Regions from separate parts of the Homo sapiens genome. Here regions 2, 3 and 4 are each linked to region 1. The links are chromatin contacts, found by Hi-C in ENCODE. All regions are on one chromosome and are shown on one strand. Each heading gives the region's core, a stretch centred on a gene start or an enhancer-like site at or near the end of the contact. The rest is flanking DNA. Distances are from core to core; before and after follow the strand shown. Region 1 holds the start of MAP3K8 (mitogen-activated protein kinase kinase kinase 8). Region 2 has its middle 43 kb from the start of MACORIS. Region 3 holds the start of EPC1 (enhancer of polycomb 1). Region 4 overlaps EPC1 (enhancer of polycomb 1).

What was found. A loop is a pair of places that touch in the nucleus more often than their neighbours do. Pooled maps may share reads with other maps.
Region 2: a loop to region 1 is called in a pooled map, with 5 times the contacts of the local background. The contact joins the enhancer-like site here to the promoter of MAP3K8 in region 1. A Hi-C loop is called at or near these places in 4 of 50 pooled maps.
Region 3: a loop to region 1 is called in a map of B cell, with 4 times the contacts of the local background. The contact joins the promoter of EPC1 here to the promoter of MAP3K8 in region 1. A Hi-C loop is called at or near these places in 1 of 168 maps with a recorded cell type or tissue (B cell), 3 of 37 single-sample maps with no recorded cell type and 12 of 50 pooled maps.
Region 4: a loop to region 1 is called in a map with no recorded cell type, with 6 times the contacts of the local background. The contact joins the enhancer-like site here to the promoter of MAP3K8 in region 1. A Hi-C loop is called at or near these places in 5 of 37 single-sample maps with no recorded cell type and 3 of 50 pooled maps.

Annotation. Positions count from the first base shown.
Region 1 is chr10:30,432,888-30,435,587 of GRCh38, reverse strand. MAP3K8 (mitogen-activated protein kinase kinase kinase 8) reads right to left here and starts at 1,404. Exons shown (of 9, transcript NM_005204.4): 1 at 1,210-1,404. RefSeq lists enhancers at 1-440, 565-614, 905-1,004, 1,725-1,864, 2,536-2,700 and a silencer at 1,445-1,684.
Region 2 is chr10:31,749,166-31,751,865 of GRCh38, reverse strand. No RefSeq gene overlaps it. Among named protein-coding and RNA genes, the nearest start is that of MACORIS, 43 kb to the right of the region's middle. Within about 2 kb of position 1,450, at least 19 of the 41 ENCODE cell types and tissues checked have a DNase peak (open chromatin) inside an H3K27ac peak, as active enhancers do.
Region 3 is chr10:32,345,836-32,348,535 of GRCh38, reverse strand. It overlaps EPC1 (enhancer of polycomb 1), which reads left to right and starts at 1,378. Exons shown (of 14, transcript NM_001272004.3): 1 at 1,378-1,773. The coding sequence starts at 1,621. It overlaps EPC1-AS1 (EPC1 antisense RNA 1), which reads right to left and starts at 1,172. Exons shown (of 2, transcript NR_104163.1): 1 at 1,061-1,172. RefSeq lists silencers at 788-917, 928-1,397, 2,068-2,347 and enhancers at 1,668-1,727, 1,748-1,847.
Region 4 is chr10:32,317,403-32,320,102 of GRCh38, reverse strand. The region is part of intron 1 of EPC1 (enhancer of polycomb 1); the gene reads left to right. Among named protein-coding and RNA genes, the nearest start is that of EPC1, 28 kb to the left of the region's middle. RefSeq lists an enhancer at 2,225-2,284. Within about 2 kb of position 1,407, at least 9 of the 41 ENCODE cell types and tissues checked have a DNase peak (open chromatin) inside an H3K27ac peak, as active enhancers do.

The sequences.
Region 1 (2,700 bases), core at 155-2,654:
AGAGTGAAACCCCCTCTCAAAAAAAATTTAAAAATTATATATACATATATACATATGTGTGCCAAAATAGTACATTCTCCCTCAGGGCACATTTCTGACTATGTTTTTGCTCTCAAAAAGCCCCGGATTATGCGTTTCAGGCGTATGGAAGGAAGGACCGACACTCTGCTTCAAAACCTCTACATGCCTCAACGTTCCCATTTGCTTTACACGACAAAGTCCTCATGGGCCGTATGCCAGACGTCCTGCACACAAACCTCAATCCGTCGCAGAGAGCTGGGGGCGTCAGCTGGAAGTGGATTACACTCTCCTTGGCACAAACGACTCAGGCCACAGGTATGTAAAGCAACTGCAAGAGCCTTTCTGTCCCTGTTTTTTATCAAGAGCAGCCTTTAATCTTGTCTTCCCAAAAGTGAAATAGACAAGCATCGCAACGTTTCTCTCTTACAGGCAGCCGGTGGCCTTCCCCTGTTAACTATGGAGACAATCCCTAGGCGTCCTTCTCCGCCCAGAGCTAGAAAAATTTCAGAGTCCTGATCATGCACTATCGCTCGAAAACAACTTCCGTGAAAATAACTTTTTTTTTCTCCTAGTATTCTTTCTTAGACCAAAAGCCCAGCCTTCGTGTTCTGCTATGACCTCTTTAGTCATGGGATAGAGTCCGGGTTACAAACTTGAATTTAGTTCCAGCCATTCACAAGTCTCTGGGCTCCGCCAACCCACACTCCCACTCCTTTCCTCCTGGTTCTCTAAGTCAAGGGAGCCTAAAAGGCTTATAAATTATCAAAGCACCCAGCATTTGGGAGGATCGGGTCCTCCAGCCTCCGAGCTGCACTCACCGGGTCTCGGGCAGGGAGAGTGCGGCCGTCCAGGCGGCGTCGGCAGCGGGAGGCGCAGTGACAGCGGGTCCCCGCTTCCCCGCGCACTGCCCAGACCAGCACTGCCCTGGCGCTGCGGATACGGGAAGGAGGAGGAAGGGGGAGGAGTCGCGAGTCTGCACCCCGTGAGACCCTTGCGCAAGGTGCTTTCCAGCTGTGCCTGGTGCAGCCGGCGACCCGCGAGCGCAGCTGTGGGCACGCCCCCACCTCTTCCCACGCCAGAGTTTTCCCCTCTGCTGGGGGCACCCTCCATTTCTGCATGGGAATCCCCGGGGCACCCAGGCGGGACGCGACCCGAAAGACACGCCGGAGACCCCCAACCCTGGATTACCTGCGGCCTTGGCGCTCCCACGCCGGCCGAGCGCTCCAGCCGCGGCCCCCCGAAGGTTCGGTGCGATGCTGGCTGCAGGCCTGTGGGAGCCGAGCACGCCGGGCCACTGGGATCCGGCGGCGGCAGCGGCAGAAGCAGGAACCAGGGCGCCGGACCCCAGAGCGTGGCGCGCAGTCCAGAGCGGAGCGGACGAGTGAGACCCGCGTCGCCCGCACGCTCAGACCGCCCTGCTCTGCCCCTGACTCACGGCGTCTGAGCCTGCCCAGGGGCGGCGCAGCGGACGCCAGCCACCGCCTCCCCGACTTTTCCATTTCCCCTTTCTCTCCGTAAACAGAAAGAGACTGCCCGGTTGCAGGGTAAGCCAGAGCCCCCGCGCTGGGAAATTCCGCGTCTCCCCCCCACCCGCCACCCCGCCGCCCCTCATTTGCCCTCTGGGCGCCCGGGCGGAGCTGGAGGCGGGACTAGGGAGGAGCAGAGCGGCGCGCAGGGAGGAGCGCGGGACGTGAGCTGCGGCCCGAATCGAGAGCCTGGGACGGGGACGAGTTTTCCCCCGGGCCTGGTGACCCAAGGCGTCTTAGTGGCGGAGTTGCAAGAGGTGGTTGTGCCCTTCCCGGTCCCCAGGGAAGGTCGTATATCTTAGTGTACTCGCGCCCTCGGCGCTTCTCTGGAGTCCCAGGGTCCGGCGGGAGGGCACGCTCCCGGGGGGCGGCGGGGAGGGCAGTCACCAGACCTTTTTCCGCGCGCCCCACGCTCTGGGGTGGGGACAGAGGCGCCGTGTGCCCTCCCAGCAGTGCTGCGGGAAGCCGGGGAAGCTTCGGGGCTTCTTGGAACCGCGACTGTGGGTCCGATTGCTAGTAGCACGGCCCCGCCTCGCCCAGATTTCGCTTCAAATTCACACACAAAGAGGGCAGTGACCCGTGGTGCGCACGCACACATTCCAACTTAGAGATTTCCAAGAGGCTGCGGCAGGGTGGGCCCGGAACCTGGTTGTTGGGCGCTCGGCTGGGAGCCTGTGCACTCCGCCAGCAGAACCTGGTTTTCTTCTCTGCAGTCTTTATTAAAATTGGTTATTTTGCGGCACCGCCTCATTAGGAAGCGTACTTGTACTATCTCCCCGCTCCCGCCTACCGCTAACCCTCAGTCCTAGCTGCTCATCTGGGGTTTTCCTTCTAGAGTGTCAAGCTTTTACTCCAGGTGTAACCGGAAGAGAGTTCTAGAGAAAAGCGCCACTCTCCCGAAATCCACTCTGCGGGACATTCCCAATGCCCCGCCACCCCCTCCCCCTACATTTCCCACGTATCAAGCACCCACTAGGAACCAGGCATTCGGCTAGAGCGCGGAGAGCTAGGAGCCATGTAAGGTCGACATCCTCTCTCTCTCTCTCTCTCTCTCTCTCTCTCCCCCCCCACCTACGGCCCAGGAGGTGGGGTGTCCCAGGCACAACCCAGATTCAAACGCGGTCACACTCCAAGTCCACGCCCTATTCTTCCC
Region 2 (2,700 bases), core at 201-2,700, 1.3 Mb before region 1:
ATGCTGCAAGTGGCTGATGACCAGTGGGAGAAGATGCGAGGGAGAGAGGCTGCCGCCCTGAGGGAAGGCTGATCGGTGACCACCTATAAGACAAGCTCAACTGCCTAGGAGTTCTCCTGGTGAGTCTCTAGATCTCAGGAAGGGTGGGAAGGAAGGTTAAAGCCTAATCTGCAAAAAACCAGAAACGGGAAGCAAGTGGGCAGACAGTGAGTACAAACCGCAGGAAGACAGCCCATGCTGCTGACAGTGGGGAGGATGTAAGTCAGGGCCAATGACCCTCTTGTCACCCTGTGATTGTACTCTGACTTGGGGACTTCCCAAAGGAGCATCCTTGGACTGCTTAGGCCAGCAGTACGTTCTTATAGACATGACGCGGCTCCACTAGTCACCAGGGATAAAGTCCCCTCCATTACTGGGCCTAGAGGTCACTTTTGGTGCTGCCTGTCCCCCTGCCCAGCTTCCCTAAGATCACTGCTTTCATATCCTGGACACAATCAGCAGCGTTCCTGGAGAAAAGAAAATCCCAGATTGCCTGAGAGTCATGGGTGACATAAATGTTTGGACCCCCTCAGTCAGCTTATAAACTGTTCTGCAAGGCCAAGAGCCAGAACTGCTAGTTTATTTTTAAATCCTTATGCTAATCATGGGGTGATGACAGTTTCTTTTTTTCTTTTCATTCTAGAGACAAGATGTTGCTGTGCCATCCAGGCTGGAGTGCAGTGGTGCAATCACTGCTCACTGCAGTCTGGAACTCTTGGGCTCAACGGATCCTCCCACCTCAGCCTCCTGAGCTGGGACTACAGGTGTGCACCACCACATCTGGCTAATGTGTTTTTTGTTTTTTTTGTGTGTTTTTTTTTAATAGAGATAGAGTCTCCCTACGTTGTCCAGGCTGGTCTCTAGCTCCTGGCCTCGAGTGATCCTCCCACCTTAGCCTCCCAAAGTGCTGGGATTACAGGCATGAGCCACTGCACCCGCACCTGGCCTTACAGTTTCTTTCTTTCTTTCTTCTAACCAGGCTCCCAGAAATAGCGTTGGATCCTTGAGACAGCCCATCACCCTAACACCAATTTCCTTAGCTCATAGGATTGAAAGGAGCAATGGCCCAGAGAAGAGAAAAGCAGATGGGGCGGAAGGGCTGCTTCTACAGGAGCCGCCCGGGAGGCTCCAGGCTCATAATTTAGTGAGAAGGCGAGTCCCCTTGCTCATCAGTACCTCCCTCCCCGAGGCGGGCACTGGGCCTACAGAGCTTCAACCTTTCCATCCTCCCAGCATTGGATGGGGGCGTCAGAGGAGGCTGGAGAAGCAGGGAGGTGTCCTCCCCTGAGCTGGCCGGGGCCCAGCGGCTGCCCAGGGCCGGGGGTCCACATGTCAGGGAAGGGCCTGTAGGCCCGGAGTGGGGTTCAGTGGGGGAGCCTGGACTGGCTGCAGGGGCGGCAGTGCAAGCCTGGCTGGCGGCCAGCAGACAGCTTTGTTTTTCCGTGGCAGTTTGCTTGTGATACTTCTTTCCTGAGACGCCAGCTGACAGGGGGAGGGGAGAGGAGACAGGCGTTAAAAGGGACAGGCTATGGCCACCTCTGAGAGTGGGAGCCAGTGCTTGGCAAAGCTGCAGGGTAGGGGCTGTCCTGCCACCCCCGCTCTGTCTCTTCTTGCATCCGCCCTTCAGATCTCGTGGCCAGGGCAGCAGATGTCTTGCTGGAGTCTCCATTGAGACTCCCCTCCCCAGACCGGCCTCCCCTCTCCCCTGAAGCCCAGCCGGGCTGAGAGGTGGCCTGCCAGCTGTTAGGCTCCCGCGGGCACTGGCCCGGCCCTGCTGTGTGTGTGCCAGGCGCCAGGTGCCAGGCAGGGGGTGCCGGCCGTGGAGCTTGTGGTGGAGGGGCTGGGTGTGCAGGGCTGGGTGCCAGGGGTGTTAGGGAAAAGGGGCTGCTCAAGGAGCTGCAGGTTTTTGGGACAAAGAGCAGAAGCCGCTTCTAGATTCAGGTCTGGAGTGTCCAGATTTCCTATTGACAGCTCAAAAATGAACAAAACATCAGGCTGATGGGATAGAGTCTTGCCCTGAACCTGGGATTCACATAAATCAGTTTTCCCTTGGAAAAATGGTCTCCCACTGTGGTCTCTTTTCCAGGCATCACAGACTTTCCCAGGGCAAGGGGACGTCAGCAGAGGAGCATAAATGCCAGGAGACATTTCTCAGACTATTCTGGCAAAACCTCCCCTGAAGCGAGCCCCGACTTCTGCTGGGAGCCCTAGGAGAGGTGATGGGTTCAGCTAAATAAGTGGCCAGGACCTTCCCCAGCTTCGGGCCTTATCTGGGACTGCCCACCGCCCTTGGACCCGCCTCAGAAGCCATTCAGACACCTTCACCGCAGTGGGGAGAGCAGCTGCTGGCTATGAGGTCACCATGGTGACTGTTGACAGCCGGCATCCTCAGGCCTGGCCTGGCACGGCCCCGGGGAGCAGAGGGGCTGTAGGCCACAGCCCGCCCACCTGCTGCCTCGGGGCAGCCTGTGAGCATCGATCTCCCCCTGGCAGTACCAGTTCAAAAGCAGGGCTCCAAGCGGAGGCAAATGCTGTCAAAGTGCCCCTCCAGGAGAGCTCTAAGGCATTACAGACTTAAACTATTGTCATTATAAATAAAATCGAACTCATTACTCATGAGATAATAAAAATTATGATGTTAGAAAAATCCTGGCCTAGTCA
Region 3 (2,700 bases), core at 129-2,628, 1.9 Mb before region 1:
CTGGCTAAACCAGCCTGGAGGCTAGCAGTTTGCCTGTGTGCCCTAAGCTAGTGACAGCTCATATCAAGCCCAGTATTTAAGGAGCGTGATTACTTTTACTACGTAGTTCCCAGGGAGAAAAGCAACTCAAAACATTTTTGTATCTTTTTGTATCTTGTTGCACAAGATACAAAATTGTGCACTAAGATACAAATTGAAACTCGAATTGAAATTTGGCTGCCAATTTATTAAACCCACCCCAACAATCTTCCCTATTAACAACAACAACAACGAAGAGATCTCAGGATACCCATTTTCATGTGTAATATAAACCGATGCCACCCATCTATCATATCCATCTAAATCTAATAATTCAGCTTTTTGTTTGGCGGGAGTACGACAGGTCTTTATATGATTCAATGTTACAAAGTTTTTCAGAGGACAAATGATGAAAGTGTGAACCCACGGCTATGATGAAGCCGCAGTCTCTTTGAGTACAGAATCATGAGCTAGATATAAAGAACTGGCTTTAAATTCTGAAGTAGATCTTGCTTTTAAATGTTATAGTGGTGGGTAATAATTTCCTTTGCTTCAGTTACTATTTAAAAAGTAAATATGTGTAGATGAAAATGCAGGATTTAAAAAAATCTACTTTGTAGAATAGGATACCTATCATTTATATTAAGCCCAATGCGTGGGAAACGGATCAATGACTTGATGCGGTGCCTATAAAACATTATAATCCAAAGTTGCATTAGGACATAAAAATAACTGCTGATAAAAGTTTACTCAAAGTAGCATCTGCCCCTAATTCAGTTTGTATTTTTATCGTAAAGACCTAAGGCGCCGCGGGAACTAGGCTGTGCGTTCGCCCCCCGCGGCAGACGGCGGCGCGCGGCGCCTCTGGAGCGCCCCTCCGAAGCCCCGTGGGGGCGGCCGTGGCCCCGGGGCAGCCGCTGGCGAGCACCCCAGAGGTCCGAGCCCTCCGAGCCCCAGGTGCCCGGGGCCCGAGCCCCGCCTGCCACTCTCCCCAGCTGCCTTTCCAAACGGCGGCGTGCTGGTGGAGAGAGTTTTCCCGCACCTTGTTCGCCCGTCAGAAAGCGGCGCCGGGAGGGAGCGAGCGTGAGAAAGTGAGCGTGTGCGCTGCAGGAGAGCACGACCCAAGAGCCGGCGCCCGGTGTCCGAGCGCCCAGTCCGCCCTGTCCGCCCCCGGACCCGCGAAGGGCGGGGGCCCGGAGCAGCGAGGCGCGGGAAGCGAGGCCGGCGGGTGCCGGGGGTTGGCGGGACGCGCGCTTCGTGCCGGCGCCGGCCTCGAGCCCGCGCTCCCTCCCCCCGCCCGCGTGCCCGCGCCGCTGCGCGATGCAGTGTGGGGAATGGCTGGGGTTGGCTGAAGAGCGCACAGTGGAGTTTTAATGTCCGCCATGTTGGCCATGGCGTATTGAAGAGAGCGAGCGAGAGAGGAGCGGAGCGGCACAGCCTCCCACCCTCCCGGCTGGTGTTAGTGCCCGGACGGCGGGCTCTGCGCTCCGCCCCTCAAGTCCCCGGCAGCGGTTGGCGAGTGGGGACCGAACCCCCGGTTCTCCATGATCCCGCTGGCCGGGGCCGTTTCCCCAGAGCGGAGAGGTATCTGCTGCGCCTGAGATGAGTAAACTGTCGTTTCGGGCGCGGGCGCTAGACGCCTCGAAGCCGCTGCCGGTTTTCCGCTGTGAGGATCTGCCCGACCTGCACGAATACGCCTCGATAAACAGGGCCGTGCCGCAGATGCCCACCGGAATGGAGAAGGAAGAGGAGTCGGTACGTGTTAACTCCCCTGTCCGACCCACCGTCAGGCCCGCTCCCTCTGCTGCCTGCGGCGGCGGCGGAGCAGCAAACCCACACAAAATGGCCGCCATCTTCTCTTCGCCGCCGACTCTCAGTCGCCGGCCGGGCCTATACCCCGCCTCCCCCAGCCTCGACCCCCGGCCGCCGCGGCCCAGCGGGGCCCCTTCTAAGGCCACCCGCTGACCCTGGCCACTTGTACCCGGGTCCCGCGGAGTTCGGGGGCCCGAAAGGCACAAAGGGGTCACGTGACGAAGCTGCCGGCAGCCATTTTGTGTCTTAGTTCTTGGGTTGGGCCTTGTGCATCCGGAGAGGGGAACGGGCTGGGTGGCTGTGGGGGTGCGGCGAGTCGGGAGCCGTGGAGGACCCGCCTACAGGCCTCTCCGTGGGCCGCTGGGTGGCGCTCCAGGGCCACTGCGGCCTGCGCGCCGCTGCCCGGGCCGGGAGCGCAGGTTCTGTGCACAGTCGGGGAATTTGATTGCCCCATGGTCTGGGAAGCTTGTTGGGCTCAGTGCAGCCCCCACGTGGAGCCTCAGACGGGCATGTCATGTCGCCTGCTGCTCTATGAGGCTTTTCTCCCCCTCTGCAAGGAAATGTCGAGGGTGCAGCGTGTTTGCCCGGACGACTTACTTTTCTAGAAGATAAGACTTACTTTCAGTGTCCTCTTTCTGGGACGTTTGTATCCATCCCTCTCCAGAGCTAGTTGGTCGGAGGATAATAAACCACTATCCCTGACTTTTTCTGTGATCCTTGCGAATATCTTGCAGATTTGTTTGGAGTACCTCTCTCTTCTGAAGCCTGTAACCTTACCTATTTGTAAAATAAATTTAAGTTCTCCTGCTCTCTGGTATCTCAACATAGGGGGAGAAAAGACCCAATTTAAGTAACTTTTATAGATCTAAA
Region 4 (2,700 bases), core at 158-2,657, 1.9 Mb before region 1:
ACGTGTTAACACTTTGCCCTATTTGCTTTATTCTCTTTCTCATATGTACACACATATGTTTTTCCCAAACCATTTAAGTTGCCTACATCGTGGCACTTTACCCCTAAATAGTTTCATGGATGTCGGCTGGGCACGGTGGCTCACACCTGTAATCCCAGCACTTTGGGAGGCCAAGGTGGGCAGATAACCTGAGGTCAGGAGTTCGAGACCAGCCTGGCCAAAATGGTGAAACTCTGTCTCTACTAAAAATACAAAAAAATTAGCCAGGTTTGGTGGTATGCGCCTGTAAACCCCAACTACTCGGGAGCTGAGGCAGGAGAGTCGCTTGAACCCAGGAGGTGGGGGTTGCAGTGAGCCGAGATTGCGCCACTGCACTTCCAGCCCAGGTGACAGAGCAAGACTCTGTCTCAAAGAAAAAAATATACATCTTTTCATAGATGTTTTCATCTTTTATGACGTAGACATTTTTGAAGAATACAGTTTTGACTTTTTTTAATAGAGTGACCCCATTTTAGGTTTGTCTGATGTTTTCTCATATTGAAGTTTTGCATTTCCAGCTGAAATGTCACATAAGGGATATCGTGTCCCCATGACATCACATCTGGAGGCACACAGATGCATCTGCACCTCACTGGTAATGGTAATTTTCACCATCTGGTGAAAGTATGGTCCAGTTTCTCCACAGTATAGTTACTATATTTCCCTTACAACAAATAAGCAATCTGTGGGGAATCTACATCCTTCTTGTTACTTTCTTATCTTCTGCCACTTCCAGTATGTGTGAGGCAGGTTGTTCAGGGGTCATGGAATCTCTATCAAGAATTTTTTTCCAGATTCTGACTTGCTCAGTTTTCAACTTTGTAAAGACTTCAGTTGAATCTTTATGGAGATAGGCATTTTTAAGTCACTTCTGCCTGTTTTTTATGTTACCATAGTATTACATAATCATTGTGGAAGACTTTCCAAAAGCGGGGTAGACATCCTAGTAGAATTATAAAGAAGGGAGAAGAGTTATAGATGGAGTTAGAGGCAGGGAACAGTACATATAGATGTTACTAGAAAGTTCTATTAGATGCTTATTCTAGGTGGATTAGGAAATTCAGGGGAGAAAGTGGTCAGGTGTTGAACTGGAGGAATTAGCTAGAGCTAGGTCATGAGGACCTGTTTCCCAAGGCAAGTTTGAATTTCACCAGGGAGGCAAATAAAGACCCAAAGATGAAGTGTGAGAGTTGACTTGGTCAAACTCTTAGAAAGACCAGTGGAGAGTAATGTAATACTAGAGGTTAGAAGGCCACTTGCTGCACGAACTGTGGCCGTGGGATGGAGAGTATTGAGTAATTTCTAGTCATAAAACCAATGAGAAATCTGTGCCTGATTTGGAAATGGGGAAATAAGAAGCAAAAGGGAGCTGGAAACATTGAGGCTTCTGACTTGGGTGACTGGATAGATGACAGTGAAACTTGCTGACGTAGGTCAGGAGGAGGAACAGATTTGGAGAGTCATGGAGCAGGGGTGTCGATGTTATGTGAGAGATGTCTGTGGAACATATAGTAAGGTCTTTATATACATGTCTAGAGTTCAGAATTCTGAGCTAGAAGTTAAGATTTAGAATAATCACCAGCATCCAAATGGTAGTTGAAGCCATGATACTGGATGAAATTGCAAGGGTGCGTATATACAAGGGCTAAGGACTAAGCAGTGGGACAGATTTAGTTTGTGTTATTGATTATATAAGCACTTTTAGACAGATTTAAATTAGTTCATTGCTGCTGCTGTAGGGCATTTTAGAAAAAAACAGACACATTTGTATCTGTATTTTACTGCTCTCGGGGCTGTTTTGGAGGCATAGAAATCATCAGCATAAAGATTACAACAAAAAATAACAGTTTGGGAGAGCCTTTTAAAATTTAATTTTGGGGAAATGATTCAATTAGATTGCGGCTTTTCTAAGCGTAGAAAGAGACTCTAATTTTATTCCCTTCCCGCTTACATTGTCACACATCACACTGGGCATGTAGGCTCTTAATATGTACAGCATAAACGACCTAAGCCTAAACGGATGCTAGGGGTACAAATAAGGACATGAGAGGACAGAATCAGAATGAAACTTCATGTCTGGGCCACCTGTTATTGTGCTACTCAGTCACTTGACTTTACATCCTGTTGATTTTATAAGGAAAGTAGTAAATTGGCAAATGTTTCACACTGAAGAGAAATAACAGAACTGGACTATTTTATCTGTAAAGGTCTTCCTTTTTGTATTCTAGAAATTGATTACTGAGCTTTAAGCAAGAGGATAGGTAGAGAGTAATAACCTTGTATCATTTATTTCTTGTGAAATATAATAGATATTAAATTGCTCTTTTCCTTGCCAGATACTATCTGTCCTTAAACTATTACCACAAGTATTTCAGATACAAAAGTAAAATGTGTTCATTTTAATTTTTTCTTTTCTTTTTTTGAGACAGAGTCTTGCTCTGTCACCCAGGCTGGAGTGCAGTGGCACGATCTTGGCTCACTACAACCTCCACCTCCCAGGCTCAAGCAAGTCTCCTTCCTCAGCCTCCCAAGTAGTTGGGATTACAGCCATGTGCCACCACACCCGGCTAATTTTTTTATTTTTAGTAGAGACAGGGTTTCCCTATGTTGGTCAGGCTGATCTCGAACTCCTGACCTCAAGTGATCCACCTGCCTCAGCAT